2 separate regions of the Homo sapiens genome follow, and region 2 is linked to region 1. The links are chromatin loops, found by intact Hi-C in ENCODE. Cell type or tissue: left ventricle myocardium inferior. All regions are shown on one strand. Links, peaks and the distances in the headings refer to the core of each region. The heading gives the core; the rest is flanking DNA.

Region 1 (8,208 bases), core at 1,087-6,086:
GCAAATTCCAATGATAGATAACACATTGTCCTAAGAATGGTATTTTCCTCTGGTGACTACAATTTTCTCTCCAGGTCACATTCATTGCACTTGGTATCTTTATCCTTACTGATGAGCCTTCTAAGGTCTCAGGCAAAAAGGCTTTTAGCAAGAGAAAGCTTACCGTCTCACAAGACATGTCCAGCCATATCCCAACCCCTGCAATGGACACAGCTTGAATTATCTCCTAAGAGACCCTTTAGCCTCTGTTCACATAGATCTGGAATCTGAACAGAAACACCCAGCCTAAACCTGGGATTCCTTCTCCATGAAACAAGACTCTATTTTCTTGTTTAATTCTTTATTGTCCCAAATTATATTTGCCTGATTGACACTGTGGGCCTTGATTTCCTTTCTGTTTGCATTAATTTGCCTCATGCACTTTTGCCTATCCCTTTGCTTCTTATTCTTTTTTCCCAACTTTGTTTTAGTTGATTATCTTGTAAATAGAATATAGTTGAATATCATTTTAAATCCAGTCTGAGAGTCTTTATGTTTTAATAGAGGAATTTAGTACATTTATACACATTGTAATAACTAGTTATTTTGTTTTTTCCCTCCTGTCATCTTGTCATTAGCTGTGCTGTTTTTTTTTTTAACTATTGGTAAATGGTTTCTATTTTCTTTGAATTTATCTTCTTTAATGTATTAGAAGATAAATGGTGGCTCTAATTCCACTATTAGCAACCTCAACAGTTTTCAAAAATAGTTTTCAATTTACATTCCTCTAATTATCAGAATTGAGTATGGATTGGAATCTTTTGAGATCATTTTATATTAGATGAGTAGTTAGGCACACTTTTACTTTCTTTTTCCAACTTCATTCTTCATGGTTGTTTTAAAGAAACTAAGGTTTCAGAAAGATTATTTTATTATACTATCCTTATTTTACATCATGTAAAATTTTCTCCAAAATAAATGTTAGAAATTTGGATAATACCTAGACATTTAAGAATTATTTATATTTATCTTCATTGTTCAGTTGCATTGTTCTCCTCTCAACCTTTTATGCCGTGATTTTTCCATTTTTGAACCTTTCATTTCTTTCATGTCTGCCTCTTCTGTGGAAGGTGTTCAAGTGCCTTTTGCTTAGCAATTGTAGCAAAGATTGTTAGTTGTCTTCTCATTCTCTTCTTCCTTATTAACAGAGCCCTGATTTCCTTGGGATAGAATAAGCACTACGAAAAACAAAAACAAAAACAAAACAACCACATTTCTCACTTTCCTTTGTGGATAGGGTGGCCAATACAATAAAAGCAAAGGTTTTAGGCAAGGCTTGTAGAAAAGCTCTTCGAAGCCACCAACCACCAACTTAATTGAAAAGTACATTCTTTTTATCTTTTTCCCCTTCCTCTTTTTTCCTTCCTGGAATGGGGGCATAATGGCTGCAGCTCTGGCAACCATCCTGTGACCATGAGTGAGTTGACTTTGAGGATGAAAGCCACAATAAGGGGGGTGGAATGGAAAGATGGAAGACGCCTGGGTCCCTGATGACCCTGTCATGCTACTACTTTACTTATTGCTAAATTTCATGTTACATGAAAGAAAAATAAGCCTCCGTATTTCTTTTTCTTTTATTTTTTTTTTGACAGAGTCTTGCTCTGTTGCCCAGGCTGGAGTGCAGTGATGCGATCTTGGCTCACTGCAACCTCCACCTCCTGGGTTCAAGCAATTCTCTGCATCAGCCTCCCGAGTAGCTGGGATTACAGGTACCCACCATCACGCCTGGCTGATTTTTGTATTTTTAGTAGAGACAGGGTTTCACCATCTTGGCCAGGCTGGTCTTGAACTCCTGACCTTGTGATCCACCTGCCTCAGCCTCCAAAAGCACTGGGATTACAAGCGTGAGCCACCACGCCCAGCCAAGCCTCCATCTTTCTTAAGCTGCTCTGATTTCAGCCCTTGTTATTAGCAGTAAAACATAATTACTAGCTTTATAGCAAGGAATGGGGGGAGGACATTCCAGATTGAGAGAACAGCAAGAGCAAAACCATGGAGGTATGAAAATATGGTAAGGTCCGGGAATAACAAAATGTCCAGAGCAGCTGGAATCCAGGATATGTGGTAAGAGATAGAGAGGATGTCAAAAAAGTAGGTAGAAGGCAGTTCTCAAATATATTCCTTTCTAAAAAGTAGGATAAAATCCAAATCATTTTATCTGGGGTTCAAATCTTTTCACCACCTGATTCCCTACTTTTCCAGACTTATTAACTACTTCTCATATACCGATGGACACTGACTCATGGTGGTTCAACTTACAATTTTTTGACTTCATGATGATGTGATAGTGAAACGCATTTGGTAGAAACCATACTTTGAATCAAATTTGAATTTTGATCTTTCCCTGGGCTAGCAATATGTGGTACCATACTCTTGCTCGATGCTGGGCAATGGCAGTGAGCTGAAGCTCCCAGTCCAGTCACATCATTGCAAGGTTACAACAGATGTTCTACGATGTACTGTGTTGCCAGATGATTTTGCCCAACTGTAGGCTAATGTCAGTGTTCTGAGCACATTTCAGGTAGACTAGGTTAAGCTATGATGTGCAGTAGGTTAGTGTATTAAATGCATTTTTGACTTACAATAGTTTCAAGTAAAGATGGGTTTATTAGATGTAGCCCCAGGAATCCAGGAGCATCCGTACTTGGAATGCCAGACACATGGAATCACTTGGCATTGCTACAATTCATGAGTAGTTTCGACTTTGCGCCTTTGTACTTGCTTTTCCCTTTCCCCACCTCTCTGCCTGACTAACGGCTGCTTAGCACTTTAGACAAAGCCCAAGATTATCCCTGCCCCTTGGCTCTCCACTACCCCACACATCTGGTTTCTGTGTTTCTCTTGTGGCTTCCCACAGCTTTCTATTACTACTTCTGTAAGAGATCTTATATTCCACTCAGGGACTTATCTGCCTCTGCTCTGAGATCACAAGCTTCTAAAGGGTGAGAACTCTCTTACATTTAATTACTCTGCTCCGTAGTTAGCAGAATGCCTACTACATACCAAATGTGCAATAGGTAATTGTTCATCAGGTAAACAATTGAGTGAATAAATGGGATGAAAAGCTTTGAATGCCAGGTCAAGGAATTCCAGCTTCGTCCTGCAAGCTGTGGGAGGCAGCAGAATGAAATCACAGGCGTAAATGTGGCTGGAATTCTGCTCTCGTGGCCGGTATGAAAGAGAGACTGGGAAGCGGGGAAAGCCTGGAAGTGGGGAGACTTGTCAGGACACAGCTGGAGCAGCTCCCAACCAGGGTCCCTGCCCTGTCTTGAAATGGTTAAGGTGGCCGAGGCACACGCCTCTGCAGAGGAGAAATTTCCCTGTCCTTGCCTAAGTGAATGGCTGGGATTAAAGTGACAGCCCACCTTAGTGATGGCGGCGTAATTGGTTGTTCAGCTCTGTCCTTGTCAGAGCGCTGACAGTTCTGCAGATGCCCTGCTCAGCTCTCCAAAGGTTAGCCTCAGCTGGTGCGGCTGTTCATTAATCATTCCTCCCTGACAGGCCTTGGTGCAGCCCACAGCTGCCACGCCAGCCCCCACGGTCCCCACCCCACCCGGCCAGGCTAGAGGCAGTCTGAGCTCCTCAAGGGACTGGTCCCCACAGAGGGAGACACGCAGTCTGTGCGCCTCCACCACACTGCTGCCACTGCTGAATGAAGAACACTGATAAAAGAATTTCCCTGGGTTCTCTCTTCCTGGAACTAGGGTTTGAATCACCTTACAAGCTCTCCTGACATCCTTGACTTTATCTGCTGCTCTGTTCCACACTCACAGAAGCTTCTTACTGAGAGGAGGGCAACCCTAGCCCAAGAGTTCCAGAAAGACAAGAAGGCCAATGGATCTGGGGTACGTGTGCTGAGAAGACACAGGACCCGGCTTAGGGCCTGAATCCTGGGCAGAATGTGCATCACCTCCAAGCTGTGAATTCCACACGCTATAAAAGATGCTTATGAACCACTAGTTATGACTCAAAACAGGACAGGTGTATTTGTACATAAGTTGGTTTTATGTCAAGAATATTAGGGAAAGGATTATCCTTCTGGTCTTTGGGGCAGAATAAGCTGAAAGCAGGCTGGGGAATCTAATTCCCTTGGCTCAAAAGAGACCACTCCTCTCCTTTGCTCTCTCCCTTACTCACTTCTTTTCCCTTCCATCTTCAGCATGGTGGGTGGACTGAGCCAAGGATGGTGGATGGGATTCTAATCAAACCAGTGAGGTTGAAGGAAGGCTTGAGGGGTCCAGGCAAGTAGGGAGAAGAGAGGACAGGGAACCGGGCCTGGGTGGGGACACAGCAGAGGCTGTAGTGTGGGTCAGGAAGTATGGGCAGAGTGGAGGGTGAGGTTAGACTTGGGGTGATATGGTGGGGTTGATTAGAAAAATCCTTTGCCCAAAAGTCCTTGCCTAAGTAAATGGCTAGGATTAAAGTGACATAGACCAAGAGTGTAAAACGCCTTTCTGGGCTTTGGCTCTCAGGCTGCCCAATTCCTCAGGACCTCCTCCCGCTGTCTTTTCTCGTTCCTTTTCATTTTCTTTGATTTTTCATCCCCTAATTTGGCCATTTGGCTCCCCTTCTTCCATCTGCTACCTTGGTCTGCTACATCAAGTAGATCTGATCTTGCTCTCAACTAACCAGATCCAGAATTAGAAATTCCATTACAGTTCCCTGCCCAGCCTTCCTTCAAAAGCAAAAGCATGTTCCCAAGTCCCGGGTCTGGGCTCCAGGGCTGCCAGTTAGTATGTGCACAATGCAGGAGTCATCATTTCCCCCCATCGATTAGCTGTCCCCCAGCAAAGTTTCCAGAGGAGCAAACAAGGACGCTGGGAGATTAGCATTCAGCTAGTTTTTCAGACTCCAAGCCACAAACACCTGCATTTTCACATCCAAAGAACCCACACACAGTCAGTCGAGAAACCAAGAGAGTACAGGCTGAGCTCCCCCAAATTCACGCCCAGATAAATAAGATACCTTTCTCAAATGCTTCCTGATGACAATCAATATCTCCCACATGTACCTAGCAGCCTTTCACATACATCCTTCTGCTTAATATTTACAATAGTCTCTCATGGAAGATGAGATTATCCACATTTTCACTTGAGAAAACTGAGGCTGAGAAAGGATCAGTGCTCAAAATCATACAGGCCCCTTAATGCTCAGAGGCAAGTCCCTTGAGTTTACAAATCCTACATCCTTCCTTCTTATCACGCTGTCACTAAGGGGCTTGCTGCCGCTTTAAGCCAGGGCTTCTCAACAGCAGTACTCTTGGCATTTGGGGCCAAGGAATTCTTTGTTGTGGGCACTGCCCTGTGCCTTGTAGGATGTCTAGCAGCATCCTTGGCCTCTGCCTACCAGATGCCAGTAGCACCTCCTCCCCAAGTTGTGACATCAAAAATGTCTCCAGACATTGTCAAATGTCCCCTGGGGAAGGGGGACCAAAATCACCTCTAGCTGAGAACTGCTGTGTTATGCTCTTCCACTCTGTGTCACTCTTCACGTTACCTACCTGAGGCAAAGGGCTGTTTTCCATGCTTGAGACAGACCCTCCTCATACACGAGAAGTCAAGGACTATAGCAAGGTCAGATGCCTATGAAAAGACTGCTTGGCAATGATAATGAAGAATGAGAAGGGCATTTTGAGCAGAAATCCAGAAGACACATATTGTTGGGGAGGGGTATATATTGGGAAGTTGTTCCAAACTGCCATCTTTTAATCTATCCATCATTCTCTCCATCTTCTGATTCATTAATCCATCCATCATATGTCATTCTACTCATTTTACGTCCATTCCCTGGTGTAAGGTCTGTGCAAGGCACCAAATGGGAGAGAAAAGTCACCCATGGATCCTTCCCATGGGGCTGTGGAAGGCAGCTGGAGCCTCAGCTCAGCAGCAGTAGACTACGTAGCCTGAGCAAGCCTTTGGGCTTCAGTTTCCTAAAACTAAAAATAATATGTTCCTTGTAAAATCATAGTAGTGACTTAATGAGCTAATGTATGTGAAAAATGCTTTATATGCGATACCAATATTAGCTGTTATTATGGACAGAAGTTATGTTGGACAAGTACAAGGAGACCATCGTACTTATTTTTTTATTTTTTATTTTATTTATTTATTTGTTTATTTTGAGACAGAGTCTTGCTCTGTTGCCCAGGATGGAATGCAGTGGTGTGATCTCAGCTCACTGCAACCTCCACCTCCTAGTTTCAAGCAATTCTCCTGTTTCAGCCTCCCAAGTAGCTGGGACTACAGGCATGTGCCACCATGCCCAGCTAATTTTTGTATTTTTGGTAGAGACAGCGTTTCACCATGTTGGCCAGGCTGGTCTCGAACTCCTGACCTCCAGTGATCCCCCCGCTTTGGTCTCCCAAAGTGCTGGGATTACAGGCGTGAGCCACTGCGCCCGGCCTGAGACTGTAATATTTAAAGGATGCAATTAAAAATGGGCAAAAGATTTGACAAGGAATTTACAGAAAAATGCAAATGGCCAAGAAATATAAAAAGATGTTCAAATTCACCTGTATTTAAGAAAATGGAAATTAAAACACTAAAATGCCATTTGTCACCCAGCAGATAGTAAAAAAAAATGCAAAATATTTATATTTAGCATCTAAAAGCTGGTGAAGGTGTGAGGAAACAGGCATTCCTATACTTCACTGATGAGCTATATCCCCACATCCTATCTGGAAAGTAATCTGCTAGTAACTATAAGAATTAAGCATATTATATCCTTTGGCCCAGAAATCACACATTTGTGACTCTTTCCTACAGAAACTAAAACATCACTATAAAAAGATGTGTGTATGAAGATTACGGACCGGAAGACAACAGGGAAAGATTTGAATAAATGTATAGAACATTATGAAGCCATTTAAACGAAAGATATATGTGAATTGGCATGGAGGAATGCCCATAATATATTATTAAGTTAAGAAAGGTAATTGTGTATGTGCAATGAGAGCACATTTAAATATTAGTAGAAAACCCCTTTATGTATGAATATATAAATGAATATGTTAGTGTGAACACAAAGAAAGACATTGGAAGATGCAAACAAAACAAAACATTGCTTACACAAGGAGGTGCTGGGGAGAGGAGGACACTGGAGAAGAAGAATGGGGAAAACATCACCCTTTACCTTACATGCTTCTGCATTTTGATTTTGTAATGTGAAAGGATTACGGCTCATCATAAAGGAACAGGAGAAGGGATGTAGAAATTCCGAGCAGGAGATTCCTTCTCCATGGAGAAGGTGGCTGGGCAGGACTTGAAAGAATGAGTGGACTCAGGACCTCCCCACATTGAGGGCGGGAGAAATCAGTCCTGAGCCTCGAAATGAGAACTCCGCATTTTAGGCCATGGCTGAGCGTACACAAGTGCAGGGAAGCTGGGTGGGGAACACTCTCAGTCCCGGCTGGGCTGGGCTTAATCCCAGATAGAAAATGAATGATTGTCCAACGACCAGCCCTGGGGGCTATGGAGACAAGGACGAGCAAAGCCATGGTCATCCTGAACTTACTAAAGACCACGTAGTGAGTGGGTTTTAACTTCAGAATTCCTGGCCAGCTGAATTCTCCACCCAGCAGCCCTTCAGAGGGAGTCTTTTCTGCATCCCCCATTGATGCTGGAGGATAGGAGAAAAGAAAATCACAAAGCCAGTTGGAAAACCTTCCTACTTTGTCTTTAGTATTAAAGAAATGCAAAGGTGATGAATTAGGCAAATTGGTTGATGTCAAGTTGTATCCATCAGAATGATTCAGAGCCCAGAATGAGTAATAGTAATGGGGAATAGCTGTTACTAAGAGTAACCAAATTAGCATTATCGAAAAAGACAAAGGAAAAGCAGGCAGCCAGCAGGCACTCTGTCCCTGAGCCTGCCCCTCAGTTTCCACAGCCCAGCTTCTGCATGGAGCCCACCCTAACTGGGGGGCGGCTTCTTGCCTAAAGCATTCCCTGTGGACTTGGAGCTTTAACAAGATCAAAGAATATTCACATCCATTTTCTTATTTGATCACATTCTTAGCAGGCCAGTGACATTGGCTCCATTTCACAGCTAGGGATCCGAAGCTCAGAGAAGTGAAAAGGTCTGCCCAGTGTCATGGTCACATAGCTGGTAAGTAACAAAAACCTAGCTTTCAACTCAGGACTCGTGAATCTTAATCCAGGACTTAAGTGC
Region 2 (8,208 bases), core at 2,171-7,170, 81 kb before region 1:
TTTGCTATGGCTGCTGTAACAAACTACCACAAACTTGGCTTGAAACAACGAAAGTGTAGGATCTCACAATTCTGGAAGCAAGAAGTCCGAAATCAGTTTCACTGGGCTGAAGTCAAGGTGTAGGCAGGATCATGCTTCCTTCTGAGGCTCCAGGGTAGAATCTACTCCTGTTCTCTTCCAGGCGCTTGTGGCTGCCTGCCTTCCTTGAGCTTGTGGCCTTATCGCACTTCTGCTTCCATCTTACTATCACCTTCCCTTCTTCTGTGTCTACTTTTCCTCTGCCTCTTTCCCAAAAGGATATTTGTGACAGCATTTAGAGCCCATCTGGATAATCTATTATAATTGCTTCATCTCAAGATCCTTCACTTAATCACATCTGCAAAAACACACAGGTTTATCATATCGGTGGCATTCACAGTTCAAGGATGAGGCTCTGATATTTTTGGAGGTCATTTATCCTGCTATTGTGTGTGTCTGTGTGTGCGTGCATGCACATATGTGTGTTGATGGGTGTGATACAGAACAGGAAAGAAAAGCACATCCCCTTTAATTCAGTCTAAATGTCCCTTGTGAAAGTTTGCCTCTGAAGTCTTCCCTACACCTCCTGTGGAAGAATAGCCTTTTTATAGATTCCTAGAACATCAGAGTTGCCTGGGCTTTTATGATTCCCCTAACCCAGGGGTTAGCTAACTACAGTCCCATGGGCCAAATCTGGTTCCTGCCTGTCTTGCCAAGTTGTATAGTTTTGACAGAGACCGTTTGACTAACAAAGCCTAAAATAGTTATGATCTGGCCCTTCAGAAAAAGTGTGCTGTCTGTAGGCCTAGACCAATGCCTCCACCATACAGATGGGGAAACTGAGGCCCAGGGGTGCAGGTGACCTGCTCAAGCTCTCACAATGACTTGGGAATGGATTTCAGAACTGTGAGTCCAGTGCTCTTGCCCAACATGGACCTTTCCCAGGGTTCTCCTCTGCCAGAACTTGCCCTTCTTTGGGCATGTGGATGACTGGAGCCCAGTGCCTGTCAGATTCCAGCAGGTGTCAGCCTCCTCTCTGGAAAACCTGTTAGCAGGGGCTGCAAGCAGACACTGGAGGTTCAAGCAGATGCTGGATCACTTCTCAGTGAGTATCTGCTGTGCCTGACATAGTGCCTGCTGAATAAGTGAATGGGTAATGGGATGAATAAATGATGTAGTCCAGGTGGTTTGAGGGACCTGCGCTGACATGGGCTGACCAGCCTTTAGAGAACACAGGAAGTCTCAAGCTGGTGCAGTGGAGAGGATCACAGAGACAGTCCCAGCATTCAAATCTCTGGCCTGAGGCTATTATGGGGGCATAACCCCCAACTCACCACCTCCCAGGAGGCCACAGGAAAACTTGGAGTTTGCAGAAGCAGCTGAGCTGGTGAAGTCCACTGGCAACTCTCAGAGAGGTGGGGAGGGACTGTGGGGCCTTTAATGATGACTAATTTACAGCCTATTAATGCGGTGGTAATTAAGAATATTCATTTTATTAAAAGCCGTTTACTGTAATAGTGCATGCAAATCTGGAGAGTGGCATTGTGCTCACGTACCAATCAACATAGGTCTATTGTGGCTCTGTGGATGGCAGGTCGCTGCGTCACTAATTGTTAAGAGTTTAGGGTCTAATTTTAAACCCTTTTAATTCCATTTGAAATAATTGCCCTAATGAAATTCAAAGTACTCAGAGGCAGCCATGGAAAAAGTGGATGGTGCCCCCGCCTCGAGCCCCCAGGGAGCTGGGCTTTGAGAGCCGTGGCAGGGGCTGAGCTTGTCCTGGGGCTACGCTGGCTGCTCTCTTCCCATAAGAGGAAGCCAGCCCCAGTGAAGGGTGGGAAGCTTCCTCCAGGGCCAGGCCCCTGTCTGCAGTGCTAACAGCAGCTGAGGCTGAGGAGGAGTCAGTCTGGGTGGAGAGGGACCACAGGAAGAGGATGCTGTCTAAGTCATTTCTGTAAGCCACACAGGGATAGAATCTACAGAGAGGAGAGGGGAGCCCCTGTCCAAAGACCAATGTTTTTAGCTCCAATGGCATTGTGGCCTTAATTGGCAGAGCAGCTGAACTCAGGGATCAATATAACAAAACTCTTTCTGATGGCTTCCTGCATGCCAGGTGCTCTCCCAAGCATTATCTCACTTAATCCTCACAGCCTCACAGCACCCTTAGAGGTGGATTGCATGATTTCTCCATTTTACCAATGAAGGAACTGAGGCTGAGAGAGGACCAGTATCTTTTCAAAAGTCAGACAGGTTAAGTGGCAGAGCCAGACTTGAGCCAAGGCTTTTCCATCTGTCTTCTCAGAGTTTATCTGTCCAGTCTACAACATTCTGTAGAGGTGGGTCTGAAGTCAGCCTTGAGCAACTCAGGTGCAATGCTCATTCCTTTATGCCAGTGGTTCTGAGCCTGACTGGAGACCACAATCACCTGGGAGGCTTTGTAAGAACAGATTCCTGAGCCTCACTCCAGATTCATGGAATCAGGATCTTTAGGGACTAGGGCCTGAGAATCATTATCTATTACATGCTGCCCATGTGATTCTGATGGGGCTAGTCCATGGATTGGCTTGGGAACTCTTGCCACAGGCTGGTCTCTATTTTTTGTCCCCAGTGCCATGTTATATTAGTTCATTCTCTTGCTGCTAATAAAGACATACCTGAGACTGCATAATTTATAAAGGAAAGAGGTTCAATTGACTCACAACTCCACATGGCTGGGGAAGCCTCACAATCATGGCAGAAGGTAAAGGAGGAGCAAAGGCACATTTTACATGGAGGCAGGCAGAAAAGCATGTACAGGGAAACTGCTCTTAATAAAACCATCAGATCTCATGAGATGTATTCACTATCACCAAAACAGCACGGGAAAAACCTGCTCCCATGATTTAATTACCTTCCACTGGGTCCCTCTCATGACACATGGGGATTATGGAAGCTACAATTCAAGATGAGATTTGGGTGGGGACACAGCCAAACCATATCATAAATCTAGTCCATGGCGTGTAAAAGGTGCTAAGAGCCTGTTGAATGCAGCTCATCATCAGAGGTCTACATCTTCTGCTGAGTGCTAGTGTAGCTTAATGAACAAAGTGTTCTGGAAGCAGAATCATGAGAAACTATCTTGAATGAAAGCAGAGGTGAGTCTATTGAAGCCACCAGAGAAATAACTTTTGCTCAAAGGGTAAGTAGGATCTTGGCAGGCGGGAGAGCAGAGGAAGAGCATAAGAGAGAAAGGGAACAGTAGCATGAGCAAAGACTCAGAAGCTTGAAAGTCTGGCATCTGGCACACAGACCCTAAGATGATCCCTATGATCCCTGCCTTCTGGTGTTCATGCCTGAGTGTGAGTGGGACCTGTGACTTGTTTCTGACCAATAAATTATGGCAAAGATGATATGCCACTTCTGTGATGACATTACTTTCCAAAGACTCCATCTTGCTAGCAGTCTTGCTCTCGCTCTCTCCCACTGGCTTTGAAAAGGCAAGCATCTGTGTTGTGCACTGTCTGTAAAGAGACCCACGTGGCAAAGAACTGTAGGTGGTTTGTAGGAGTTGAGAGCCTCAGCCCTTCAGCTTCAAGGAACTGATGTCTGCCAACAGACTGGGTGAGCCTTAGAGAGGACCCTTCCCTACTCCAACCTCAAGATGAGAATGCAGCACAGCCAACACCTTGGTTGCAGCCTGTTGAGACCTTGAGGCAGAGAACCCAGCTAAGCCAGGCCTGGACTCTTGACCTACAGAAACTGAGATAATAAACTATGCTTTTCTTGTTTGTTTTCTGTTTTTGTAGGGACAGGGTCTCACTATGTTACCCAGGCTGATCTCGAACTTCTGGGCTCAAGCAATCCTCCTACCTCGGCCTCCCAAAGTGCTGGGATTACAGATGTGAGCCACTGTGCCCAGCTGTATGTTGTTTGAAGTTGCTAAATTTGTGGCCATTTGTTACTTAGCAATAAAAAATGAATACAACATTTGGGCTCAGAAAATGTCCCCAGATGTGGTGTGTTGACATGCTAAAAGGAAGAAGCAGCCTCAGGGTTTCTCTTTGACCTTCTGCTGCCTCCCTGTCTCTCTGATTCTCTTTTTTTCCTCAAAGAACTAGGAGAGGGCTTTCTCTGGAAGTTCCCTTATCTGACTAAGAAAACTTCTTCCAAAATAAATGTAATTGTCTTAAAACTCTCTTCTTAGGGCTCTCATTAAATAACCAGGAAAGGTTAACCACCAGAGAAGAGAAGAGACTGGGAGTTGTCACCATGCTCAGACAGACTTTTCATCTATTTTTCTGAGGGCCATGCTGAGAGATTACCTGGGAGACTGTATCTGCATAATAAGACAACCTTTGTTCACAATGCAGCTCTTCCCCTCACCTTTCTGTAACTAGTCCACAAGCTATTATTTGTCCTTTAGTCTCATTCAGCATCCAAAGAGAATCATTTACAAACCATTGTCTGGTTTTCAGTTTCATTCCTTTACAACATCCTTCCATTTCCATCCCCTCAATGAAGAGGGTATATACACATCAACCATCTGGCCCTTTTCTAGAGTTTTCATATTTGTGCATATGACTTTTGTGCCTATGTATGCATGTAATACATTTGTTATACTTTCTCTTATTAACCTGCCTTTTGTTACAGGGGTGTCAGTCATGATTCTTTATGATAAGAAGGCAAAAAAATCACTGCCTTTCTTTCCCTACAAGCATCTACAAAGAATGGCAAGAAAAGCAGAGTAGCTAGGATGGTCTTCAATCTTTTTGCTTATCTAACACATCTCTCATCAGAAACTGTGGCTGTTGATAGCAATATAGAAAGTTAGGCTGCAAAGAGAGATAGGGCCTTCAACATGAGCGGCCTTACGAATCATGTAAATAAGCATGGGCTTTCTCCCACAAGATATAAGAGGGATGGAGTTTCAGGATGGGGTGACATGGTTAGATCTGTATTAAAGAAAGATTACTTTGGTGCCCCAGAGCCTAGGATGGGTTAGAGGCAGGGAGACCTGGCAGGCCATTGCAATAAATAGTTCAGGCAAGAGATAGTAAAAGCTTGAACCAAGGGAGAAGCATTGAAGATAAAGAGAAAGGTAACTTGCATTTTGGAGGAAAAGGGGGACCACTGAATAAGATCATATTTCTTCCACTCTCAAAGATTTTCAGGAAAAAAAATATTCTCGCTAATGCCCTCCTTGTGTCCAATACTCTAACAAGGCTGACTTCATTGACTTGGTTTCAAAGATCACCTTATTAGTGATATTGTTATGAAGTGTTTGGGGGTTTCCTTCTTCCCACAAGCACATTGCATGGTATTCTTGCTTTCTTGGGGGCAGCTGTGACTGTTTTCGTTTTATAGAGTCCCAGAGAATGAGGTGAAATCACTCCCATAACATCTTTCTGATCAAATGCCACTTATTATGTCATCTGTCACCTCCCAAGGGATTTAGCATTTCTCCTCTTCTGCAGAGAAGCTATTTAGACCTTAATAAGATCTTGCAGAATGAGTGGTGAGTGCAAAGGCAGAAATCTTGACCCTTCACCATCCATCCATTCTTTCAACATTTTTGACACTAGGTATAAGGAATACCAGAGTTAAGTAAGAAATAACCTTATCCTCAAGGCATTCACAATCTACTGAGAAAGACAGATGAGTAAAGGAAAAATTGCAGCAAAGATTCCTATATTAGAGGCTTAGATTGAATGGTCTGGGATTCCTGAGAAAAAGACTGATATATCGCTCAAGTTGAGAGATTGTCCAAGCAGAGGGTTCAGCTAATGCAAATGCATAGGGACATGAAAAGACACAATACCTCTGGAAATAAACAAACATAGCACAGGATTCAAAGGAGGAAGGGAAGGAGAGTAGTGGGCCTGAGGTAGGAGAACTCAGCATGGTCCAGATCATATAGGGCATTGTGTGTCTAAGAGGCTTGGACCATATTTTGTAGGCAGGGAGACTCACTAAAGAAGAGTAAGCGGGGGAGAAACATGGTCATAGTTTCATCCTAAAAAGTTTATTTTTGTGTGTTGTGATCTTACCTTACTAACTGGGTACTGCTTTGGGTGCTCCTTCTCAGTGAATGAGGCCAAAACTATGAGAGTAATCCAAAACATACTTCTTCCTCCAATCACCAGGCCCTGTCTATGTTACCTCCTTGATATCTCTTAACGTTGTTCACTTCTCTTCCATTCCACTGATGAAGTCTAATTTGTTAGCTTTTATGATTAGTGCTTTCCCCTCTCCTGCTTTGTTGAGGTATAGTTGACAAGTAAAATGATTTGTGTTTTTTATATGCTAAAAAATATTTGCTTACTCCAGTGTTACAAAGATTCTCTCCTGTTTTCTTCTAGATGCTTTATAATTTTAGCTATTACATTTAGATCTATTATTCATTCAAATTAATTTTTGTGCATGGTGTTAGGTAGGAGTTGAAGTTCATCTTTTATCACGTTTATTCTAGCACCATTTGTTGAGAAGACTTTCATTTCCATATTGAATTGCCTTGGTGCTTTTGGTAAAATTCAAATAACTGTATATGTATAGGTATATCTTTCGACTCTATTCTCTTCCATTGACCTAATTGTCTATCCTTATCACCACCCTACACTATCTTGATTACTCTAGTTTTTCAAGCTTTTTATGTCTTAAAATAAGGTAATAACCTCCAACTATGTTCTTTATTTTGATATTATTTGGGCTATTCTAAATCCTTTGCAATATCATACATATATAGTAGAAACAACTTGTCAATTTCATTTTAAAAATCAGCCTATTGAACTTATTATTGGGATTGCATAGTATCTATAGATATTTGGGGGAAAATGGATATTGTAACATTGTAACATTGAGACTTCTAATCCATAAACATGGTACATTTTTTCATTTATTTAGGTCTTCTTTAATTTCTTTAATATTTTGTGATTTTTAAATGTAAAGGTCTTGTACATATTACATTAAATTTATTCCTGAATATTTTATACTTTTATGCTATTATGAATGAAATTTTCTAATTGTTTATCACAAGTAGATACAAATAAAATTGCTTTGTGTATATGGACCTCACATACTAGTGATCTTGCTAAATTAATGCATTAGTTTGCATAGTCTTAAGATTTTATTTCTTAAAACGTTTCTACATAAATAGTCATATCATTGCTGAATAAAGGCAGCTTTAATTCTTTTCCAATATTTATTTCTTTTTCTTCCTTATCGTACTGGCTACAATTTCCAGTGCAATGTTGCATAGAAGTGGTGAGAGCAAACATCTTCGCCTTGTTCTCAGCATGAAGTGGAAAGTGTTCAGTATTTCACCTACTAAATAGGATGTTCACTGTAGGTTGGAGTAGTTGCTGTTGTCATTACTGTTGGTGTTGTTTATGCACCAACAGGACCAGTCGGCTCTTATGTACCAGTCTGCTCTTCATCAGTCTGAGGAAGTTTTCTGTGAGCTGAATGTATGCTGAGTTTCTCAAATGATTTTTCTCCCTTATTTTCGCAATGTGGTAAATTACATTGATTTTCAAATGTTAAATCAACCTTGCATTCCTGGGATAAAACTCACTTGGTTATGATGCAGTATCTTTTTACATATTTCCAGATTCGATTTATAATATTTCATTAAGGATTTTTGAACCCATATCTAGGAAAAATATTAGTATACGACTCTTTTTAATTGTCTGGTTTTGGTATTGAGTTTTGCTGGCTTTATAAAAATTAGTTGGGGGTTGTTTTATCTCTCACTATTTTCTGAAAGAATTTGTGTGAGATTGAGGTTATTTATCTGTAAGTTTAATAGAACTTACCAGTGAAATATTTTTTACGGAAAAGTTTTTTATTACAAATTCAAATTTGTAATCCAGTATTCTAATCCAATATTGTATATAACCCAGGCTTAATCCAATATTCTATTTCTTCTTGTGTCAGTTTTGGAAAGTTGTGTTTGCATGTGTGTGTTTTTAAGGAATTTGTCAATTTCATCTGAGTTGTCAAATTTATTGGCAAAATATTGCCTTATTTTTATTTCAATATCTGTAACATCTGTGATTTCTCTTTTATCCTTAATAGCGTGTGTTCTCTCTCTCTCTCTCTCATCAGTCTTGCCAGGGGTTTTTCAATCTTTTCAAAGAACGAAATTTTGTTAATTCTCTCTCTTCTTTGCCTTTTTCTTTCATTTATTTCTGCTCTTGTCTTTACTATTTCCTT

Evidence for each region. A loop is a pair of places that touch in the nucleus more often than their neighbours do. Peaks named below come from ENCODE experiments on the same cell type or tissue, not always from the same donor. Only the 100,000 strongest peaks of a DNase experiment are listed, where the experiment ranks them.
Region 2: a loop joins it to region 1, with 2.6 times the contacts of the local background. A loop is called at or near these places in 2 of 110 quality-filtered maps.

Annotation. Positions count from the first base shown.
Region 1 is chr1:38,441,723-38,449,930 of GRCh38, forward strand. The region is part of intron 2 of LOC105378657 (a long non-coding RNA gene); the gene reads right to left. It overlaps LOC107984943 (a long non-coding RNA gene), which reads right to left and starts at 1,217. Exons shown (of 3, transcript XR_001737993.2): 1 at 980-1,217. In left ventricle myocardium inferior, for the core only: no CTCF peak of the experiment used is centred there; no DNase peak of the experiment used is centred there; H3K27me3 peaks cover 4,726 bases.
Region 2 is chr1:38,359,974-38,368,181 of GRCh38, forward strand. All of the region lies in intron 2 of LOC105378657 (a long non-coding RNA gene), which reads right to left. Among named protein-coding and RNA genes, the nearest start is that of LINC01685, 110 kb to the right of the region's middle. RefSeq lists an enhancer at 1,798-2,316. In left ventricle myocardium inferior, for the core only: no CTCF peak of the experiment used is centred there; no DNase peak of the experiment used is centred there; H3K27me3 peaks cover 2,079 bases.